2 separate regions of the Homo sapiens genome follow, and region 2 is linked to region 1. A link is an interaction called in ENCODE POLR2A ChIA-PET data of the cell type or tissue named here. Cell type or tissue: A673. All regions are shown on one strand. Each heading gives the region's core, and the rest is flanking DNA. Links, peaks and the distances in the headings are about the cores only.

The links. Peaks named below come from ENCODE experiments on the same cell type or tissue, not always from the same donor. Only the 100,000 strongest peaks of a DNase experiment are listed, where the experiment ranks them.
Region 2: POLR2A ChIA-PET joins it to region 1 with 6 read pairs; 2 of 35 experiments call an interaction of 5 or more read pairs at or near these places.

The regions. Positions count from the first base shown.
Region 1 is chr12:106,975,557-106,981,065 of GRCh38, reverse strand. MTERF2 (mitochondrial transcription termination factor 2) reads left to right here. Exons shown (of 3, transcript NM_001033050.3): 3 at 2,295-3,789. The coding sequence starts at 2,352. The coding sequence ends at 3,509. Among named protein-coding and RNA genes, the nearest start is that of MTERF2, 8.8 kb to the left of the region's middle. In A673, for the core only: no CTCF peak of the experiment used is centred there; a DNase peak (open chromatin) is centred at 2,665; H3K27ac peaks cover 1,127 bases.
Region 2 is chr12:106,714,190-106,719,698 of GRCh38, reverse strand. It overlaps RFX4 (regulatory factor X4), which reads right to left. Exons shown (of 18, transcript NM_213594.3): 11 at 4,155-4,299. All of the region lies in intron 1 of LOC100287944 (a long non-coding RNA gene), which reads left to right. Among named protein-coding and RNA genes, the nearest start is that of RIC8B, 58 kb to the left of the region's middle. In A673, for the core only: no CTCF peak of the experiment used is centred there; no DNase peak of the experiment used is centred there.

The DNA of each region.
Region 1 (5,509 bases), core at 373-5,372:
CTGCGCCGCCTCCTTCCTGTTCAAGTTGATGGCCTTCTTAGAAAGTTTTTAAAATAATATTTTCATCTTGGCTTAACAGTATTAGGAATTATCTGAAGAAAATTCTAGTTGAACCACTAAGAGTAAAACAAGCTATGCCTACAATTATTTTAGTCTCCATAGGCGCTCACAGTGAGCTAAATCAAAATGGGAAACCAAAATGGAAAGGGTGTTACCTAACTTTCCTAACAGAATAATCATTTATTTGGATTAGTTAAGACAGGGCTGAAAGTGAAGAGTCCCCAGCATACCTGGCAAGGGCGTTTAAATTAAAGTCAGGGATGGAAATGGCTGCTTTCTTCTTTTCTTTCAGACCTGTAAAGAGTGAGGGAAGGCTGCCAACAGGCTAAATTGAGCCGTACTACACACTTTTGTGGCAAGGCTGAGACACTTACAACACTCTTAGGTACTAAAACCAGATGTATTTTCATTACCAGAGACAAAAGAAATAGTGGTGAAGGAGTTCATTATACCACTTTTGACATATTGACCATTTTGAATTAAAGGCACCTGAAAAATAGCAGGTGTAAGATCTTTCTTTCTGTTTCTTAAAAGCAGATAAAATTCCCATGTGAAAGACACCCTCCCTATACCAAAAGGAATAACATCCTTAACCTCAAGGATGAGAAATTGATACCAAAAGATTTCTGCACAGTCCTTTTTAAAATAACTTATCTTTTAGACCTCCCCATGTAATTCGGTTGCTTCTTCGCAGCTTCCTATTTTTTGTCCAACTCAGTACATAAATAACTGACTCTAACTGCTTCTTTGGGTCTTTGATTCCTTATGAGGGCTCCCATGCCATGTGAACTTGTATTAAGTAAAGTTTATGGCCAGGGGTGGGGGCCCACACCTACAATCCCAGCACTTTGGGAGGCCGAGACGGGCAGATCACGAGGTCAAGAGATCGAGACCATCCTGGCCAACATGGTGAAACCTCGTCTCTACTAAAAATATAAAAATTAGCTGAGCATGGTGGCACACACCTGTAGTCCCAGCTACTCGGGAGGCTGAGGCAGGAGAATCACTTGAACTTGGGAGGTGGAGGTTGCAGTGAGCCAAGATCGCGCCACTGCATTCCAGCCTGGCAACAGAGAGAGACTCTGTCTCAAAATAAATAAAGTTAAAAAAAAAAGTTTATGTTTTTCTCCTGTTAATGTATCTTATGTCTAATTCTCGGGTCCTGCCACGACCCTAAGAAGATGGAGGTGTTTTGCTGCCCCTATAGAGGCAAAGACTGTTAATGTGTCAGACACAGTATAGCCATCTCAAGATACCTACACATGTCAAGTGGATAGCTGATTACACTGTTCTGAAAGTACAGTCACCATTCCACAGCTGACCTGATTTCCCATGGCACCACGGGAACAGTCATGTGGCATTTTTTCATTTTACCCAGCTAGGGATTACAGGCATGTGCCACCACACCCAGCTAATTTTTGTATGTTTAGTAGAGATGGGGTTTCACCATGTTGGCCAAGCTGGTCTCGAACTCCTGACCTCAGGTGATCCGCCCACCTTAGCCTCCCAAAGTGCTGGAATTACAACTTATTCTAATTCTGGATTTATAAAAGGGAGTTTTGCTCACATAATTCTAAAAACAAAAAAATCCATTTATTAACTCATTTAAAATAAAATAATTGGCCCATTTTGGGTGATAGTTATTCAGCAAAATATTTAACGTATAAAATTAGAGATGACCCTTCCCCTCTTCCCCCTTTAAGTATCTGCTTCAGGTAAACATCAACTTAATAATGTAAAACATTTCAAAAAACCATGTTTGTGTGTGTGTGCATAATACAGGCCTCCTAAAAGAAAAGATAAACAGTTGTGGAAAAGGGAATTTGTATGAAAATAACATTTGAGGTCTGTGAACCTTTGAACTCTTTGGTCTTGCTGCTCTTCTGTAAAATGGAAGTAACTCAACAGTGTATTTACAAAGTATAAGATATCGAAGTTGTGGAGAAGTGTATTACAATTCAATTAATTATTTAGGAGGTTTTTTTTTTTTAAGAGTTTCACTCTTGTTGCCCCGTCTGGAGTGCAATGCTACAATCTCAGCTCACTGCAACCTCGGGCTTCTGGGTTCAAGCAATCCTTATTTAGGAAGATTTTTAAAAATATTCCACATGAGCAGTTTTCTTGTCTAATTTAAATCCACTTTATTTCCAGACTTCAACAGCTCAAATTTGTAAGTGTATGTGTTCTGAAAGTCAACACCCTTATACTAAAAACCTTTATTTTCTTTTTTTCAGATAGAATGAGTCCATTTAAGTCCCAGGACGGTGGAAACTAGCTAGTAGATTGCAGCCATGTTGTGGAAGCTGCTGCTGAGATCCCAGTCCTGCAGGCTGTGTTCTTTCAGAAAGATGCGATCACCTCCAAAATACAGACCTTTCTTAGCATGCTTCACCTATACAACTGATAAACAGTCGAGCAAAGAAAATACAAGAACAGTGGAAAAGCTCTATAAATGTTCAGTTGACATTAGGAAAATTCGTAGATTAAAAGGATGGGTACTTTTAGAGGATGAAACCTATGTTGAAGAAATTGCGAATATTTTACAAGAACTAGGTGCCGATGAGACTGCTGTAGCCAGTATTTTGGAACGCTGCCCGGAAGCAATTGTCTGTAGTCCAACCGCTGTTAACACCCAGAGAAAACTCTGGCAGTTGGTCTGCAAAAATGAGGAAGAGTTAATCAAGTTAATAGAGCAGTTTCCAGAATCTTTCTTTACTATTAAAGACCAAGAGAACCAGAAGCTGAATGTTCAGTTCTTTCAAGAGTTGGGACTAAAAAATGTGGTCATTAGCAGACTTTTGACAGCTGCACCTAATGTTTTTCATAATCCTGTTGAGAAGAATAAGCAAATGGTAAGAATTCTCCAAGAGAGTTATCTAGATGTAGGTGGCTCTGAGGCCAACATGAAAGTTTGGCTACTAAAATTGTTAAGCCAAAACCCATTTATTTTGTTAAATTCTCCCACAGCTATAAAGGAAACACTAGAATTTCTCCAGGAGCAAGGTTTCACCAGCTTTGAAATTCTCCAGCTTCTATCCAAACTCAAAGGATTTCTTTTTCAACTTTGCCCAAGAAGTATACAGAATAGTATTTCCTTCTCTAAAAATGCTTTTAAATGCACAGATCATGACCTGAAGCAATTAGTTTTGAAATGTCCTGCCCTTTTATATTATTCTGTTCCAGTTTTAGAAGAGAGAATGCAAGGATTATTGAGAGAAGGAATTTCCATAGCTCAGATAAGAGAGACGCCAATGGTTCTTGAATTAACACCACAGATAGTACAGTACAGGATAAGGAAACTGAATTCCTCAGGCTACAGAATAAAGGATGGACATCTAGCAAATCTAAATGGATCAAAAAAAGAGTTTGAAGCTAATTTTGGCAAAATTCAGGCCAAAAAAGTAAGGCCATTATTTAACCCTGTGGCACCATTAAATGTTGAAGAATGACATACTGACTGTTGTTGCTTCTTTCTAGCAGTGCAGGGTGAAACTAACTAGCAAAGACAAAAATTCAGGCAGTTTGTAGACACCAGTAATTTTAAGAACCTGCTTAGCTTCTGTGTTGTATTTAAGTTATCTCTAAATAGATAAATTCTGACTCATGTGCCATATTATAAAATATAAATCATATTTATTTTAATAAGGTTGGTAACTTTTACCTTGAACCATTATTTCAAAAACTCATATACTATTAAATGGCATATCAGTGTGATACTTTATAAGTGAATCACTTCTAAGAAATGGACAAGTGCTTCCTTAATTCAAGGTATGGATACATTTATATTCATACACCACATTTCATGTTAGGAAGCAAATCCAGTCTTTCTCACTACTAGCCATGAAACATCACTCTACTGTGGTCTGAATTCTGTAGCTTAGTGTTATGTGAACTATTAGCAAACTTCTATACCTTTTTTTTTTTTTTTTGGAGAAAATTTCATCTTGTGTTTGGAATAAATTACTGTCTTTGAGAATCAAGTATTACTCATCCAAAAAGAAGAGTTGGAGCCTACTTGTGTGGTCAGTTTGCTTAGAATTGACCATTATTATAACTCTTATAAAACACCATGTGCATTCATTACTTTCCTCATTTTACACATGAGGAAACTGAAGCTGAGAGGCCACTCAGCTGCCAAATGGCAGAGTCTGGGTTTATTAACTGGGCTCTGACTTCTGTTTAAACCTTGTGAACTGGAAGGATTACTTATGAATTGGCATAAGAGAAGTCACCCCTACCTGACAGGCCAAAAGGAATAAGTACTAACAACAAATTCGGGGACATTTATGAAAACCTCTCTATAAAGTGTTCTAATTCAAAATTATCTAATTTATATACATTTGAAATAAATGGAGCTTTTTAGAAAACTTTCTGAAGATCCAGGTCTGCCTGTAAGGGAAAGTGGGTGATGGTTAGTACTAATTTTAGGGGTGGTGTTTCAAGTTTCCATTTCTGAACCTTGTTCCAAGATAAACATACCCAGATAAAGAACTGACTCACTTTCAGCTGTGAAGTCTGAACTTTGTAACAAATGCACAGCCAAACAATTGACTGACAACATCTGTGCACTATTTGTACATGGCTTAAGTATAATGAAAAAATTATGGAAAATGCAGGCAGTATCCTCACTCTTCACTCCTTCAGCAAATGCAAGTAACCCTTACTATCCAAATCTGTTCACTTCCTATAGGGAGCTCTGTATATAAGTGCTTTACGATTCTAAAGTACCATTGTTCACTCTTCTATGGATGAGGAGACTCAGGGTAAGTCACTTACCCAAGGTCATGCAGGAAGGTTTGTTCAAGAAGAATAGCAGCCAGTACAGTTGGAGCAGGGTTGAGTGATTGGGAGAGTGGCACAAGAGGAAAGAGGCAGCACAGGTCCATCTAAGGAGCAGAATCTCATTTGAAGTGTGATAGGAAACGCTTGGAGTTTTCAGTTTATGCTTCTTGTCCTGACAAAGTATCAGGGGCGCTCTTGCTCTTTCACTCTGAAGTGTCTCAGTTGGGAAGACATTATATGTGATATGGTTACCTTGGTAGTTAGATGTCAATTTTGAGATGCCTACTAGACATCCTAGCAGGGATGTCAAACAGGCAAATGGCTAAGTCTGGAGTTGAGTTTCAGTCAGAACTGAAAATACATATTTGGGGATCATCTGCATATCTATGATATTTAAAGCCATGGCTCTAGATTAGACTGCCTGGGGGAAAAAAAGTGCAGATTTGGAGTAGGGTGGTTGGCCAAGCCTGGAAAAAGACTGGTCAAAGCAAGAAGTTGGTCCCAGGAAGAAACAAGGACATGGCCAATAATAATGAAGCCACTGAGGGGGTCGACTAAGACACAGAGAAGTGACTAATGGGTTTAGCAAAAAGGAAATAATTGGCTCACACTATAGAGTGATTCTGGGCCAGGCACTGTGGCTCACGCCTGAAATCCCAACACTTTG
Region 2 (5,509 bases), core at 146-5,145, 260 kb after region 1:
TAGCCTTAGTCTTTTTTTTTCAGGCTTTTCCCACTACTTGGTTCCTCATGTCCCAGCTGAAATGGCCCTGGTATGAAATCCCTTTAACCTTCCATGCCCCTTGCCCGCAGAACTGATCACCCCTCCTCTGCACTCACATAGCACTTTATTATCGGTTTTCTACCTTTATTATATGACTAATGGCACTGTGGCATAGTTGGGTGGGCATGTGTGTCTCCCTGCTAGTTCTTTGTCTGATATCTTCATTAGCTGGTGCATTATCTGTGACATAGTTGTTACCCAACAAATTCTTGCTTGAATTAATGGGTGAGGCATTGCTGCTCTCTTGCTCTCTGCCCAGGGTAGGGCACATGTGATAATTCAAATGTTTCTGGACCACAACTGTATCAGGCAAGCAGCCTCTCTGTGTGGCATGTAGTAGGTGCTTAATAGATACTTGTTGAGTAAGTGAACCAGTCTCTCTGCCCCTCAGTTTCCTCATTAGAGAGATAATCCTACCACTTTACAACCTGTCTTCACTTTAAGTCAGATAACTGAATCTGGAAGTGCTTTTTTTTGTTTTTTGTTTTTTGTTTTTGAGATGGAGTCTCGCCTTGTTGCCCAGGCTGGAGTGCAGTGGCGCAATCTCGGCTCACTGCAAGCTCCACCTCCCAGGTTCACGCTATTCTCCTGCCTCAGCCTCCCGAGTAGCTGGGACTACAGGTGCCCGCCACCACACCCGGCTAATTTTTTTTTTTTTTTTTTGTATCTTTAGTACAGACGGGGTTTCACTGTGTTAGCCAGGATGGTCTCAATCTCCTGACCTCGTGATCCGCCCGCCTTGGCCTCCCAAAGTGCTGGGATTACAGGCGTGCACCACCACGCCCGGCTGGAAGTGCTTTTTAATCAATGAAGTGCTCTAGAAAATAGAAACATGGCTCTGGTGATCTCTAGTTTGAAACATCTCTTTTCATCACATTTTTGTGTTTCTGTATGCAGAGATCAATAAATCAAACCACAATTCAAGATCCATACGTTTCTTTCATTTTCATTTGAGCAGTTTTTGTTCTCTCATTTTAAAGGACTGGACACTTTGCTCTATTTTACTTAGTTGACGCTTGCTACAAGAAGTAAGATTCTGAGACCAGAGGGTCATAACACTAGAATGCTCAAATGTTTGTTGACTGAATGGATGAACAACCCATGGAGGTTGGTACGATTATTATCCTCCATTTTACAAGTGAAGAAAGAGACAAACAAAGATGAGTAACTTTCCAAAGGTTGTTCTTTCACAGCTAGTGAATTGCGGAGACAAGATTCAAACACATCCTGACTCAAGTGCTTGCCTCCTAACCACTTCACTATGCTAACACTAGACTGTGTACCAAGCATGTGGCACAGATAGTCTCATTTAATCCCTTCACCTTAGTCCCATTTTACAGAAATGGAAACCAAGGTCACAGTGTACTGGAGCCAAGGTTTGAATCAAGGTCTTTTGGGCATCCAGCCCCATGCTGTGTAAGAGCTGTGTAAGAGCAAGGTTTGAACCAAGGTCTGTTGGGCATCCCAGCCCCAGGGATCCCAGCCAACAGAACTTGGACATGGGTCTGGGATGCCCAGCAGACCTTGGGCAGTTACAATTATAACTCATTCTAATCAGCTTGCTTAAGTACTAATGTGCACTTTTAAAATCTAAGGTAAGCTGAGCATTGCCGGCTGAGATCTATATCACAGAGGTGATGGTAACCCCCTAAGCAAGAGTTTGCAGATTTGTCAGCTGGCTGTGAGGAAAGAAGAGCACTGCACACAGTTGTCCCAGCCCTGCTCAAGCTGACCTTTGGTCCAACTCCCTGTGTGTCAGGGACTTCCCAGCTGTCTGGTTAGGAGGTACAGGGTTGACGCACATGTGCTGGACTGCCTTGAGGCTTGGTACCCTCTCTCAATTCCCCCTTCACAGCACTGTATTACATGACATTGTTCTCTTTGGTAAGATGCAACACATCTGTAAATACATGTTTGAGGTCTTATTTACCATTAACTGTAAGCTCCATGTTGGGAAGGGATGTGTCCATTTTATTCACTGCCCTTTGGCCAGCATCTAATACAGTACCTGACTTAGGACAGGCATTCAGTAAGGACTAGCTGGGTTGAACTGAACCACAGCATTTACTTCCCCAGAAGAAGAATGCAATCACAGCTTTAAAGGGCACCATTCTGCCCTGGACCTAAAGGAACTTGAAGAGAAAGCCACAGAAGGTTCTTTCTTGAGAGAGGCAGCAGTGACCTCCATGGTGCTCCAGCAAAGGCTCAGAGCCTGGTCCTTTAAGCAAGCAATACTGATTGTATTTTTCCTTATGAGTCTGGTTCACATTTTCGTCCCTCATGAAAGGAGCTGAGGCGGGAAGAGAACTGAGTCTAACACTGCTAGGAAGATTTGCAGAGCTAAGAACTAGGTTAACTCTGGGTTTCCACTCATCTCTTTGGTATTCCATGAATCTTGCTGGACACCTGCTCTGTGCCTGGCCCATTGGGAGTTCCTAGGGGCACAGTGATCAAAGGTACCCCCAGTGCTATTAGGGTGTGCAGGGCCATGCTTTCTGTTGACTTTCCATCAGGGGACAGGAAAAAGCAGAAGAGGAAGGATGATTGTAAGCACTTGGAAAGATCCTGGAACCTCTAAAACTCACCCATATTTCCTTTTTTTTTTTTTTTTTTTTTTGTCTCCTGTGCACATGAATACAATATGAGCAGCACTAAGGCCTGGTGATGAAGCTGGGACTAGACGTGAGACCAGACTTGGGTTCAGCTCTATTGCTTAGTGGCTGCATGACCTTGAGTTAGGTTCACCAACTCTCTAAGCCTGAGTTTTCTCATCTGTAAAGTGGGGGTGATAAGAGTGTCTTCCTCATGGGGTTGATGTGGAGATTAAATGGGACCGTGCATGTATTGGATTTGACACAGGAGCTGGCTTAGAATAGGCAGTCAATAAGCTGAATTATTATTTTAGTGATGATCTCTAAAATTCTTACCAGGGGAAAAGTGGGCTTGGGGCAGCTGTGAAGGAAGAAGTAACAGCCTGAGTGAGGTTTGGGCTAAGCCAGGAAAGAAGCCCTGGGGAAGGTCCACATGTTCAAACATTTCGGCTGTTACATTTGCTTTTGAAAAGGGCTTAATGGGAAAGAGATCTCTAATAGGACCCTCTTAGGGAACTTTGTTTAAAGGCACCTCAAGTTTAGACTGGGTAGCTGAATAGAATTCCCTCAAGACAGCAGTGCAGAAGGCATATACTAAGAAATCTGAAGGGCCTTGGGGCTTTCAGAAAGACCCCTCTTCTTGGTGGGACAGCCTCTCTGCAGCTCCCCAAGCAGTGTCACTATTGGGATCCTGGGCCTCACCCCATTGAGAACATGGGAATGCATGCTCTCAACACCTTTCCTGACCTGATGTTCTCTAATTATGGAGGTAGCCTGTAGACGCCTATGGATCCAGGGTTATTGGGCTGGGGGGATGCCCTGGGCAGTCAGCTGGGATGGGCATCTGAGGAATAGCAGGGATGTGCTAACAATGATGTTGTTCTCTGGCCTTCTCATATTGCTTTAGTACCAAGATCAAACATCCTGCCTACATGGGGTTGATATTTGGAGCAGTATACCTGCAGTCTGCATGTTGGAAGCCCTTGTTCACCGGGACATGAACATATATTCACAGAAGTAAAATACCATCCACCTGCTTCTCAGACATTTAACGTGATTGAAAGGTTCACCTACCAATAGGTGGGCTGAGTCGTGACCCTCAAATGAAAAATAGGCAGCATATCCAGCTGACCCCAGGCTGACATACACTGAGAGAGGCAATAAGCTTTTGTTCTCATATTTAATGCCACCTCCATGGAACCGGGGCTGGCATTCAGGTCACATGTGGGGCCCTTTGCATGACACTGTATGCTGCCCAATTGCACCAGAACACTCTTTACCCAGCAGTGTTGACACATGTCCTCTCAAGTCAATCAGCCCTTCCTTCTGGACTGACTCATTTAAAAGGAACAATAAGGAACAATAAGGAGGAAGAGATGCTGGGAAGAACAGGGTGGGGATGCCACTTCGGTATTTACTAAGACACTTTTTCTTTCTTTTAAAAATAAAAACAGGACAACAATCCCTGGTGGGACAGCTTACATTGGGTGATGAGTTTCCGGTGCTCATCGCGAGAGTCTTCCATGGTGTAAAGGGTTTGCTTGGTGATGCTGTTCAGGTCCACGTTCCTCCAGTCTTCCAGCATTTGGAACGTGATGTCTGCACTGTGGATCACTGTTCGAGATGCCTATAATCCAATCCAATCAACTCGTTAGCTCATGGGTTGTTAAAACCCTTTCACTGTATTTCCTTTTATGCCTTGTTAATGCATCTGCTTATGGTATTTTGCAAACTACCCTGAAATTCCGGGAAATTCAATTTCAGGAAAGCACCAGAAGACTCTGTAACTCAGAAGACGCAGACACTGTTTTCTCCTATGGTTCTTTCCACACATCTCTTTTTCTCTACAAGAAACTGCGAGGGTGGGCTAGGCCAGACCAAACCCTGCTGTTTCCAGTCCCTTTGGTCTTGACCCCATGGAACAATGGGATGAAGCCCAGAGATCTGTCAGCTTTCTGATGTAAGCCTGTGGGATGGGAGCTCTGTGCTGAATTATCCTTGTGTCTCCAGTACCTGAGAAGCTGCAGGCTGGGATTTAGAAGTGTTCTTGCTACCCCTGGGCCTAACTTAATCCCAGAAATTTCAAAGTGTGTATTTTTCATATAAATACATTCTGAAGCAGTTTATGCTCTAGTTTTCTGTTTTTGCTTTTTTAAAATGTTGCTATAATGATTAAAACATACATGAATAATTAGGTTGGAGGAAAAGGGAAACTATACCATACATCTCAGTAGTTTGTTAGTGGATGGAGGGATGTGTATAGTGTGTGAATAATTATATATATGTATTTTTTTTTCTTTAAAGCTGTGGCTTTTTCATGGAACCCTTATTAGTGAACTTAAATTTGCAAGTTGGAACAATACTTGGAACAATATCATCAAGTTGAAACAATACTGAGAAAAGCTAAGAAAAATATGTATCTAGGATCATTTCCTTTATTTGCATGTTTTCAAAATGTCTTTTAATAAAATAAAAAAAATTAAAATACACGAAGACATTGTCAAGTCTCCTAATGCATGTAAATTTCTAGGCAAAGGTAAATACTGACAAACCCTTGTTGTACCCAGACCATCCAATTACAAGTAAAATCTTAGTTAAATAATTGTAGAACTCTTTAAAGGTCACAAAGGTGTAGAATATATGAGTTAGGTGAATCTCTAATGATAATGAAAACAACTGAATGGAAAGGTCAGGTGTCCTGGATTCAAACATAACCTAGTTCAAATCCTGGCCTCGTTGCTGAGCAGCTGACTTGGGGCAGGCAAGTAGATTAACCTCAGCCTCCTAATCTATAAAATGGAGATATGATAGTACCTACCTTTTTTTTTTCTTTCCTG